Linked DNA regions of Homo sapiens: region 2 is linked to region 1. Evidence: read pairs that join two places in POLR2A ChIA-PET (ENCODE). Cell type or tissue: GM12878. All regions are shown on one strand. Each heading gives the region's core, and the rest is flanking DNA. Links, peaks and the distances in the headings are about the cores only. Region 1 overlaps TFRC (transferrin receptor). Region 2 overlaps LINC00885 (long intergenic non-protein coding RNA 885).

Region 1 (5,304 bases), core at 51-5,050:
CTCTACCAAATAATAATAATAATAATAATAATAATAATAATAAAATAAAAAATAAAAATTAACTGGACATCTCAGCTACTCAAGAGGCTCACTTGAGCCTGGGTGGTGGTGGAGAATGCAGTGAGCCAAGCTCACGCCACTGCACTCCAGCTAGGGCAACAGAGTGACACCCTGTCTCAAAACAAAAATAGAAAAAGATCAAGCATTAACGAATCAAGCTAAGACTAGGCCCCAGCCAAGATGGATATTTACATCTGTCCCCACAGGGAGGATATGCATTTGTTTAGCAAATACTACTATGTATGTCAGGCATTCTCCAAAGCTCTGCAACATGGCAGTAAATAGAACTAACCCATGATTCTTCATCTGGCTCACATTCTAATGGAAACAAAGGCATAGATAATGTCAGCTGCTAGCAGTACTATAAAGAAAAAATAAAACAGGACATGGGGAAAGTGATTAGAGAGAGAAGACAATGCATGTTGACTGTGTCATTAGAGGGTTGAAAACCAAAATATCTCATGATCATTTACATTTTACAGGTAAATTTATAACTCCTAAGAACAGAAAAGATGAGTTTTGAATGATTCAATAGGGAAGAGTCTCATGCACTGTTTTGCTTTACTTACAGTAACTGTTGCAGCCTTACTATACGCCACATAACCCCCAGGATTCTCCACCAGGTAAACAAGTCTACCGTTCTTATCAACTATGATCACCGAGTTTTGAGCGCTGTTAAAAAGATTAAGTTAAAATAAGCCTAAGGTCATCCTTCCAAAAAACACAATAGCTTACATTTAGTATGTCTTGCATTATTTGGCTTGAGGAAATTTACCTCTAAATCTTAAGCTTGATTTTTATTTTAAAAGCCTTTGGGCCGCATGCGGTGGCTCACGCCTGTAATCCCAGCACTTTGGGAGGCCCAGGCGGGCTGATCACCTGAGGTCAAAAGTTCGAGACCATCCCACCTCTACTAAAAATACAAAAATTAGCTGGGCGTGGTGGCGTGCGCCTGTAATCCCAGCTGCTCTGGAGGCTAAGGCAGGAGAATCACTTGAACCCAGAAGGCAAAGGCTGCAGTGAGCAGAGATTGTGCCACTGCACTCCAGCCTGGGCAACAGAGCGAGACTCCATTTCAAAAAAAAGCCAACAACACTAACAAAAAGTCTTTGCTATATTTAGCACACCTGAAAATAGCTACTTGTATAAAAATAAGTTTACCATCTTTCAACATACCTGTCTTTGACCTGAATCTTAACAAAATGTTGATCACGCCAGACTTTGCTGAGTTTAAATTCACGAAATTGATTTTCAACATACAACGCAAGATTTTCATCTTTTTGAGATCCAGCCTCACGAGGGACATATGAATTTTCATTCAGCAGCCTGGAGGAGAAAATGCCTTTTAAATGAACTTAAGTTTACTTTAAAATAAACATTTAAGTCAAGGATTAAACAAATTGTTTTGAAAGCAAAATATTATCCCTCATAGTTCAGATAAATGAACTGTGACCCAAAACTTCTAGACTGACCAGAATATCACAAAAGAAAAAAAATTTTGCCCCAAATCTTGTAACTTCAAAGCTTCTTTACCCACTACAAAGCACTCCTTCAAGAGCCTCATCATAACACAATGTATCTGCTTAGGATAGTTTTAGGGGAAATGAGTAGCTTCCAGATCTACTATAAAATCTAAGATAGTAATACTGTGCTGAACAGAGTGCATAGTTTCAATTCTCACCTACTTGTGAAGCATCTGAATACCCTGAAGCAGAACTGCTCCTTGGTCCGATCTCCCATACTTCTTTCTATTTACTCAGCATATTAGTTCTTACATTTTTGTGGGGTGGACTATACTCTCACTTTAACCATAAGGTCTGGTGTACAGTAAATAAACACAAAAGCATCAACTAGATGAAGTAGAAAATGCCATAACTTAAGACTAAAGAATTATAGTACCACTGTAAGTGTAGGAAGCTTGCAAAAAGGAAAAGATAAATTTATTCTTTGCACAGAGGCATGTATGTGCAAAGATAGTAAAACTCTATGGACAAGTGTTACAGCTCTTTTAGAATTTGTCTAGCATGCTTTCTAGTTTTTGCCAGAAAGCCCATTACAAATAAAATAAATAAATAAATATAAAATAGAAATTTGGCCAGGTGCAGTGCCTCATCCTGTAATTCCAGCACTTTGGGAGCCAAGACAGGAGGATCATCTGAGGTCAGGAGTTAGACACCAGCCTGGCCAACATGGTGAAATCCCGTTTCTGCAAAAAAAAAAAAAAAAAAAAAAAACCCACAAAAATTAGCAGAGCATGGTGGTACAAGCCTGTGATCTCAGCTACTCAGGAGACTGAGGTAGGAGAATTGCTTAAACCTGGGAGACAGAGGTTGCACTGAGCTGAAATCGTGCCACTGCACTCCAGCCTGGGCAACACGTAAGACTCCATCTCAAAATAAATAAGTAAATAAATAAAAATCTAAGAACAGACCGGCCTGGGAGACATGGTGAGACTCCATCTCTTAAAAAAAAAAAAAAAAAAATTAGCTGGGTGTGGTGCTGCGTGCTTATAGTCCCAGCTACTCAGGAGGCTATGGTAGGGGGATGAAGCTGCGGTGAGATGAGAGCACGCCACCGTATTCCAGCCTCCACCAGAGGGAGACATTGTCTCTGGATACTGACTGGCCTAGGGGTTAATGGGTGAGTATCACAGAAATTAAGAAGCACTAGAGACTTAAGGCAGGCAGTTACCCATGATCAAGGAGATGAAAAAGGCTACTTCTGGCATGTGTTGCTTCCTAAAACAGAGAAAAGCTACTGATGTCCTTGTCAGCAAAGCAGAGCTTAGTACAACGTTACAAGAGGTTAAGAAGAAAAATCAGAGCCAGAGAATGACAGCAAGCAATAAGCTACAAAGATGGGGAAAACATCAAGGGCCTATTAATTTTTTAAGAAAAAGGAGACTCCCCAGAGAAGTTCTACCTTTTCCCCTACCAGTATAGTTTCAGTTTTTTACAGGCCCCTTCCCCTCTTTAGCTAAACATGACAAGTCTTGTCTTCTCTAACAAGCCATTCCCCACAGTGTCACCATTATTGTTTCCCCGTGGCCTATCATAATTCTTGAATTACTTGTCTAGATACTTGCACAGCAGCTGGCACTCACTTGATGGTGCCGGTGAAGTCTGTGCTGTCCAGTTTCTCCGACAACTTTCTCTTCAGGTCATCCCAATATAAGCGACGTGCTGCAGGGAAGTCCTCTCCTGGCTCCTCCCTCACTGGAGACTCGGTTCCTGCCAGTCTCTCACACTCAGTTTTTGGTTCTACCCCTTTACAATAGCCCAAGTAGCCAATCATAAATCCTAAAGAGACAAAGTTCCAGAGCTGAACTCAGAATTTCATTTGTAATCTATCCCTGTTAATCTGTTAATATTTTCAGGTAAGCCTTGAAAATACTGGTTTTCATCAAATTCTAAGTAGTTTTAAAGTATATAATGCATCTCAGTTTTGTATACTTTAAACCACTTAATAAATTATATACTAGCTTTATTTCAAATAGCTACCTATTCAAAACATAGGTAGTTTTTTCCAAAAGACCCCCTTGAAACATGAGACTGAGCTGCTGCACCGCCAGTGTCCTGCGGATATTTTCTAGCGTAGCATTTGCTTCCTGGTGGAGTGGGAGCAAACAAAAAAATACATAAATAAAAAGAAAACACTTGCACGTCGTATTGAAATAATTCATGGGTCTCTCTTTCCAACCAGATTAAATTCAATGACAGGTATAGAATCTACTCATGATTGTCTTCCTAGTGGCACTTAAAAAGGCATAAAGTGGACGGGAAAGTGGCTCATGCCTGTAATCCCAGCACTCTGGGAGGCTGAGGCGGGCAGATCACGAGGTCAGGAGTTAGAGACCAGCCTGACCAACATGGTGAAACCCCGTCTCTACTAAAAATACAAAAATTAGCCAGGTGTGGTGGTGCACGCCTGTAGTCCCAGCTCCTCAGGAGGCTGAGGCAGAAGAATCGCTTGAACCTGGGAGGCGGAGATTGCAGTGAGCCGAAATCACGCCACTGCACTCCAGCCTGAGCCACAGAGTGAGACTCCAACTCAAAAAAAAAAAAAAAAAAATTAGCCAGGTGTGGTCGTGGGCGCCTATAGTCCCAGCTACTCAGGAGGCTAAGGCAGAGAATCGCTTAAACCTGGGAGGCTGAGGTTGCAGTGAGCCAACATGGTGCCACTGCACTCTAGCCTAGGCAAGAGAGTAAGCCTCTGTCTCCAAAAAAAAAAAAAAAAAAAATAAGGTACAAAATAACTATATGCTGAGCTGACATAACAGACTTCCCAGAGTTGGTTATAGAAAACATTGAAGTTTGGAATGGTCATTCTCACCAATCAAGAAAAAGACGATCACAGCAATAGTCCCATAGCAGATACTTCCACTACACCTTTTTGGTTTTGTGACATTGGCCTTTGTGTTATTGTCAGCATTTTCTTCTTCATCTACAGCAAGTTTCATCTCCACATGACTGTTATCGCCATCTACTTGCCGAGCCAGGCTGAACCGGGTATATGACAATGGTTCTCCACCAAACTGTGTTGCGGAAAAAGGCATGATGAAGAACAGGCACGGGAATGTTTAGGAAAAGCTCGTTTAGGTATATGCTTGTTATTGGGCCATTACTATAACTTGCTATATATTCCTTAGGGTGTTCTCCTTTCAAACCAACATTCTTCCCTGGGCCCAGTCAAGGGCTAGTTCACACTGGTCTTCTCAGTCAGTCTCTCCCTTTTTGTAAATTTTTTTTTTTTTTTGAGACAAGGTCTCCCTCTCTCTCCCAGGATGGAGTACAGTGGTGTGATCACAGCTCACTGCAGCCTCAAAATCCTGGGCTCTACTGATTCCCCCACCTCAGCCTCCTGAGTAGCTGGGACTAGGGGCACAAATCAGTTCAGGATACTATGCAGTAACCCAGACCATGATGTTGGTGGGAGCAAGGGAGCAAGAATAAAACAAAGTTATAAATAAGCAGAAATTCTGACTAAGCATAAGATAGAAGACAGAAAAGAGAGAATAGACCAGACACAGTGGCTCATGCCTGTAATCCCAGCACTCTGGGGGGGGCCGAGGCACACAGATCATTTATGGTCAGAAGTTTGAGACAAGCCTGACCAACATGGTGAAATCCCCTCTCACTAAAAATTCAAAAAAAAAAAAACCACTAGCTGGGCATGGTGTCGCACGCCTGTAATCTCAGCCACCCAGGAGGCTGAGGCAGGAGAATCGCTTGAACTCAGGAGGCG
Region 2 (5,449 bases), core at 283-5,282, 87 kb after region 1:
TTCATATTTTCTTGTTCTTTTTTCTTTGTCTCTGTTGGATTGGGTTAATTCAAAGACCTTGTCTTTAAGCTCTGAATTTCTTTCTTCTGCTTGTTTGAGTCTATTGCTGAGACTTTCCAGAGCATTTTGCATTTCTATTAGGTGTGTCCAATGTTTCCTGAAGTTTTGATTGTTTTTCATTTATGCTGCCTATTTCCTGGAATATTTCTCCCTTCACTTCTTGTATCATTTTTTTCCTTACATTGGGGTTCGCCTTTCTCTGGTGCCTCCCTAGTTAGCTTAATAACTCACCTCCTGAATTCTTTTTCAGGTAAACCAGGGATTTTTTTCTTGGTTTGGGTCCATTGCTGGTGAGCTAGTGTGATTTTTTGGAGGTGTTAAAGAACCTTGTTTTGAGTTGGTTTTCTGGTTCCTTCTCATTTTGGTAGTCTCTGTCAGAGGGAAGGTCTAGGGCTCAAGGCTGCTGTTCAGATTCTTTTGTCCCACGGGGTGTTCCCTTGATGTAGCACTCTCCCCCTTTTCCTATGGATGTGGCTTCCTGAGGACAAGCTATAGCGATTGTTATCTCTCTTCTGGATTTAGCCACCCAGCACGTCTACCAGGCTCCAGGCTGGTACTGGGGTTGTCTGCACTGAGTCCTGTGATGTGAACTGTCTGTGTGAGTCTCTCAGCCATGGATACCAGCACAGTATTTGGGGTGTCTCATGGGTCCTGCAGGAGCGATCTGCTTCCTTCATGGGGTCTGTGGGTGCTCTCAGCTTTCCTGCTTTATTCCTGCAGTCATTCCAGAGCAAAAATTCACTATGTGAGTCTCCACAGCTGCTCTGTCCATCTGAGTCACAGCTGCAATCTAGTCCTGCCTCCCGTCCGCCATGATCCCTGTAACTCTCTATTTATTATTATTAATTATTATTACTGAGACAGAGTCTCGCTCTGTTGCCCAGGCTGGAGTGCAGTGGCACAGTCTCAGCTCACTGCAACTCCGCCTCCTGGATTCAAGGGATTCTCCTGCCTCAGCTTCCCAAGTAGCTGGGATTACAGGTGTGTGCCACCACGCCTGGCTAATTTTTCTACTTTTTGTAGAGACAGGACATTGCTTTGTTGGCCAGGCTGGTCTCGAACTCCTGACCTCAGGTGATCTGCCCACCTCAACCTCCCAAAGTGCTGGGATTACAGGCGTGAGACATGGCACCCGGCCTGAACCCAGATTTTCAACTGCCCCCTGAAGCAAATTTCTTTTTTTTTTTTTCACTTTGCTCATTTTATTTTATTCAATCCTCACAACAACCTAAGAGGTGTATTATAATCAGCACTAGTTTAAAAATATGAAAACTGAGGCTTAGAGACATTAAATAATATGTTTAAAGTCCTTGAGCTAATAGGCAGAGGAGCTGTGATTAAAAACCAGGTTTGATGACATAATGTCTACATTCTTAATCTGTGGTGTTGAATTTCCAAACACATTTAAGTAATTAAGTCCCATAATGTTTCACACACCACACAACTCTGAGAGGAGTTTCTCACAACACTCACTGCAGCCCTTCAGTTTCGGCATCTGTAAAACGAGACACCTGACTAACCCTTAGGCTGCTGTGAGCGCTCAGGTCACCCAGCATGGAGCCTGGAGTGAGAAACCTGTTACAGATGTTTGCTTCTTCCCTTCCCTTCTCCTGTGAATAAAAGGGGCTGTTCACCTGACATGGCCTACCCTTAGGAAACTCAAGGTGCCTCTTTTTTTTTTCTGAGACAGAGTCTTGCTCTATTGCCCAGGCTGGAGTGCAGTGGCACGATCTTGGCTCACTACAACCTCTGCCTCCCGGATTCAAGCTATTCTCCTGCCTCAGCCTCCCCAGTAGCCGGGACTACAGGCACACGCCACCACGTCTGGCTAATTTTTGTATTTTTAGTAGAGACAGGGTTTCACCATATTGGCCAGGTTGGTCTCGAACTCCTGACCTCATGATCCGCCTGCCTTGGCCTCCCAAAGTGCTGGGATTACAGGCATGAACCATGATGTCCAGCCATGACCACTCTCTTTTCTATGTCCCTGGGGAGAGACCTCGAATTTTATTTGGAGCCTGTCTTTATAAAGACTCTAAATTGTGGCCAGGCACAGTGGCTCATGCCTGTAATCTGAGCACTTTAGGAAGCCGAGGCGGGTGGAGGTCAGGAGTTAGAGACCAGCCTGGCCAACACGGTGAAGCCCCATCTCTACTAAAAATACAAAAAATTAGCTGCGTATGGTGCCGCACACCTGTAATCCCCAGCTACTTGGGAGGCTGAGGCAGGAGAATCGCTTGAATCTGGGAGGTGGAGGTTGCAGTGAGCCAAGATGACACCACTGCACTCCAGCCTGGGCAACAGAGTAAGACTCCATCTCAAAAAAAAAAAAAAAAGACTCTAAATAGTGTTTATATATGGTGTATATATATATATATATCTTTGATGTATATCTTTGTCCATCAGGTCAGCTTGTTCTTTCGAAACCCTCTCCAGTCACTAGTTTTGTTGTCGTTGTTGTTGTCTGAGACGGAGTTTCGCGCTCGTCACCCAGGCTGGACTGCAATGGCATGATCTTGGCTCACTGCCACCTCCGCCTCCCAGGTTCTAGCAATTCTTCTGCCTCAGCCTCCCAAGTAGCTGGGATTACAGGTGCGGGCCACCACACCCAGCTAATTTTTTGTATTTTGAGTAGAGACGGCGTTTCACTGGTTCAGTGTTTGTACGTGAGTGCGTTCCCACAAATGGCAGTGTGTGCTGTGCGTGGTTTGGTAACCTTCATTGTTTTACTCCACAGCTTGTTTTGAGAGTCCCCTCCATTGAAACACGCACATCTAATTTGTCCTTCAGTTCGCTGGACTCCACGCTGAACGTGCCATGCTCCATTGCCCCGTGAGTAACTCCATGCTCTTGCCGGTTTCACACGGCCTCTCAGAGCTGGAGCCTTTGTTCAGGAGCCCTGGGCAGCTTTCAGGAAGCTCTTGGGCTCATCAGCTTCCTCTGGCTGAAGCCGCCCCAGTGGAATCATGGGGATTTCTTACTTTGAAGGTGGGGCCACCCGCAGACTGTAACCGGCTGGTTCAAGATCAAGGACTTCCCCAGGCCACCTGCCTCAGAGGCAAGAAAGGCTCAGCTGAGTCCCAGACACTCCTCGCTGTGGCCCCTCCTTCCTCCCTGCTGGGCAGGCCCCCCTCAATTCTGTTTGCCAGCAGGGCCTAGTAACACTGAAAGACGAAAAGGGAAATAAAATAAACACAATTAATAGGCTAAAGGTTACTGAATAAAGTGGCAGCAGTAAATAAATTGACTACTGTGCAAATACAAAGACATGAAGACATGAAACCCCTGCTCTAAATGACCACTCACCAAGAGCAAGGCCTGGGCTGGAGGCAGGGAGCACCTCCCTAAGGAGCACTCCCTCTTTCCCGGAGTGAGTCCTCCTTCTAGATGGAATTCAGTCCGGGTTCCTCTTGAGCCACAGTCCCTGTTGGGGCCTATCTCAGTGGACTCAAGATCCTGAACTTCTTCCAGATTGCTGACTACACATTTGAGTCACCCAGAGATTAAAAGAAAAAACAAATAATTTCCCAGTGATCAGGAGTAAATCAGCTGGGGCAGGGTTGGTGCTATGAATGACCACACTGATTTGTACACTTCACTGATTTGTAGTGTTTGCTATTTCCGTCGTGTAAATACTGCCAACATGGACAATCTTCAGTTGCTAATGGTTTACTAACTGGCTTGTAAATGAATTCATTCAGTATTCAAGAAAATGGCACTACATTTAGAAACATTTTGTAGCATTTCTTACTTTCTAAGAATTTCCAATAGACACCATGATCACTAAAAAATCATAACCAGGCTGGGGGCAGTGGCTCACGCCTATAATTCCAATAATTTGGGAGACCAAGGAGGGAAGATCACTTGAGGCCAGGAGTTTGAGACCAGCCTGGGCAACATAGCAAAGACTCCATCTCTACAAAAAAAAAAAAAAAAAAAAAAAAAAAAAGTTAGGCAGCTGGTGGCAGGCACCTGTGGTCCCAGCTATTCAGGAGGCTGAAGCAGGAGGATCACTTGAGCCCAGGAGGTTGAAGTTACACTGAGCCGTGATCACACCACTGCATTCCAAATAAAAACTAAATTAAAATATATATATATATATATATATATATTTTTTTTTTTTTTTTTTTTTTTTTTTTTTTTCTGAGACAGAGTCTAGCTCTGTGTCCAGACTGGAGTGCAGTGGCATGATCTCGGCAACCTCCACCTCCCAGGTTCAAGTGATTCTCCTGCCTCAGCCTCCGGAGTAGCTGGGATTACAGGCGTCTGCCACCACGCCCAGGTAATTTTTGTATTTTTGGTAGAGATGGGGTTTCACCATGTTGGTCAGGATGGTCTCGATCTCCTGACCTCGTGATCCACCCACCTTGGCCTCCCAAAGTGCTGGGAATACAGGCGTGAGCCACTGCGTCTGGCCTAAAATAAACTTCTAAAAAAGAAAAATTGGCCAGGCACAGTGGCTTATGCCTGTAGTCCCAGCACTTTGGGAGGTCGAGGCAGTTGGATCACCTGAGGTCAGGAGTTCAAGACCAGCCTGACCAACATGGTGAAACCCCGTCTCTACTAAAAATACAAAAATTAGCCAGGCATGGTAGTGGGCACCTGTAATCCCAGCTACTCAGGAGGCTCAGGCAGGAGAATTGGTTGCACCTGGGAGGTGGAGGCTGCAGTGAGCCAAGATCATACCATTGCAGTCCAGCCTGGGCGACAGAGCAAGACTTCGTCTCAAAAAAAAAAAAAAAAAGGGAAAGAAAAATTATAACCAATCGACATTCAATAAATTATTTATTGGCTGGGCGCAGTGGCTCATGCCTGTAATCCCAGCACTTTGGGAAGCCGAGGTGGGCAGATCACATGAGGTCAGGAGTTCGAGAGCATCCTGGCTAACATGATGAAACCCTGTCTCTACTAAAAATACAAAAATTAGGTGGGCATGGTAGTGCGAGCCTGTAGTCCCAGCTACTTGGGACGCTGAGGCTGGAGAATCATTTGAACCCGGGAGGCAGAGGTTGAATGAGCCAAGAATGGCATCACTGCTCTCCAGCCGGGACAACAGAGCAAGATTCTGCCTCAAGGAAAAAAAAATTCAATAAGTTATTTATTTGTCAAATAATTTATAAAGCAGCTTTCTCAAAGCCCTTTCAAAAAGTTTACAGCAGCCAAGAGTGGTGACTCATGTCTGTAATCCCAGCACTTTGGGAGGCCAAAGTGGGCAGATCACCTGAGGTCATGGGTTCGAGACCAGCCTGACCAACATGGTGAAACCACGTTTCTACTAAAAATACCAGAATTAGCCAGGCATGTTGGCATCAGCCTGTAGTTCCAGTTACTTGGGAGGCTGAGGCAGGAGAATCACTTGGACCCAGGAGGCGGAGGCTGCAGTGAGCCA

What was found. Peaks named below come from ENCODE experiments on the same cell type or tissue, not always from the same donor. Only the 100,000 strongest peaks of a DNase experiment are listed, where the experiment ranks them.
Region 2: POLR2A ChIA-PET joins it to region 1 with 10 read pairs; 8 of 35 experiments call an interaction of 5 or more read pairs at or near these places.

What each region holds. Positions count from the first base shown.
Region 1 is chr3:196,070,767-196,076,070 of GRCh38, forward strand. It overlaps TFRC (transferrin receptor), which reads right to left. Exons shown (of 19, transcript NM_001128148.3): 3 at 4,393-4,594; 4 at 3,164-3,359; 5 at 1,237-1,386; 6 at 630-732. It also overlaps the pseudogene RNU7-18P. Among named protein-coding and RNA genes, the nearest start is that of TFRC, 8.7 kb to the right of the region's middle. RefSeq lists a silencer at 2,527-2,576. In GM12878, for the core only: a CTCF peak has its summit at 2,654 (motif pointing right); DNase peaks (open chromatin) are centred at 1,775 and 2,705; H3K4me3 peaks cover 209 bases.
Region 2 is chr3:196,157,103-196,162,551 of GRCh38, forward strand. It overlaps LINC00885 (long intergenic non-protein coding RNA 885), which reads left to right. Exons shown (of 3, transcript NR_034088.1): 3 at 2,798-3,788. Among named protein-coding and RNA genes, the nearest start is that of LINC00885, 17 kb to the left of the region's middle. RefSeq lists enhancers at 2,765-2,834, 2,855-3,054 and a silencer at 3,355-3,404. In GM12878, for the core only: no CTCF peak of the experiment used is centred there; DNase peaks (open chromatin) are centred at 3,069 and 3,534; H3K4me3 peaks cover 309 bases; H3K27ac peaks cover 1,222 bases.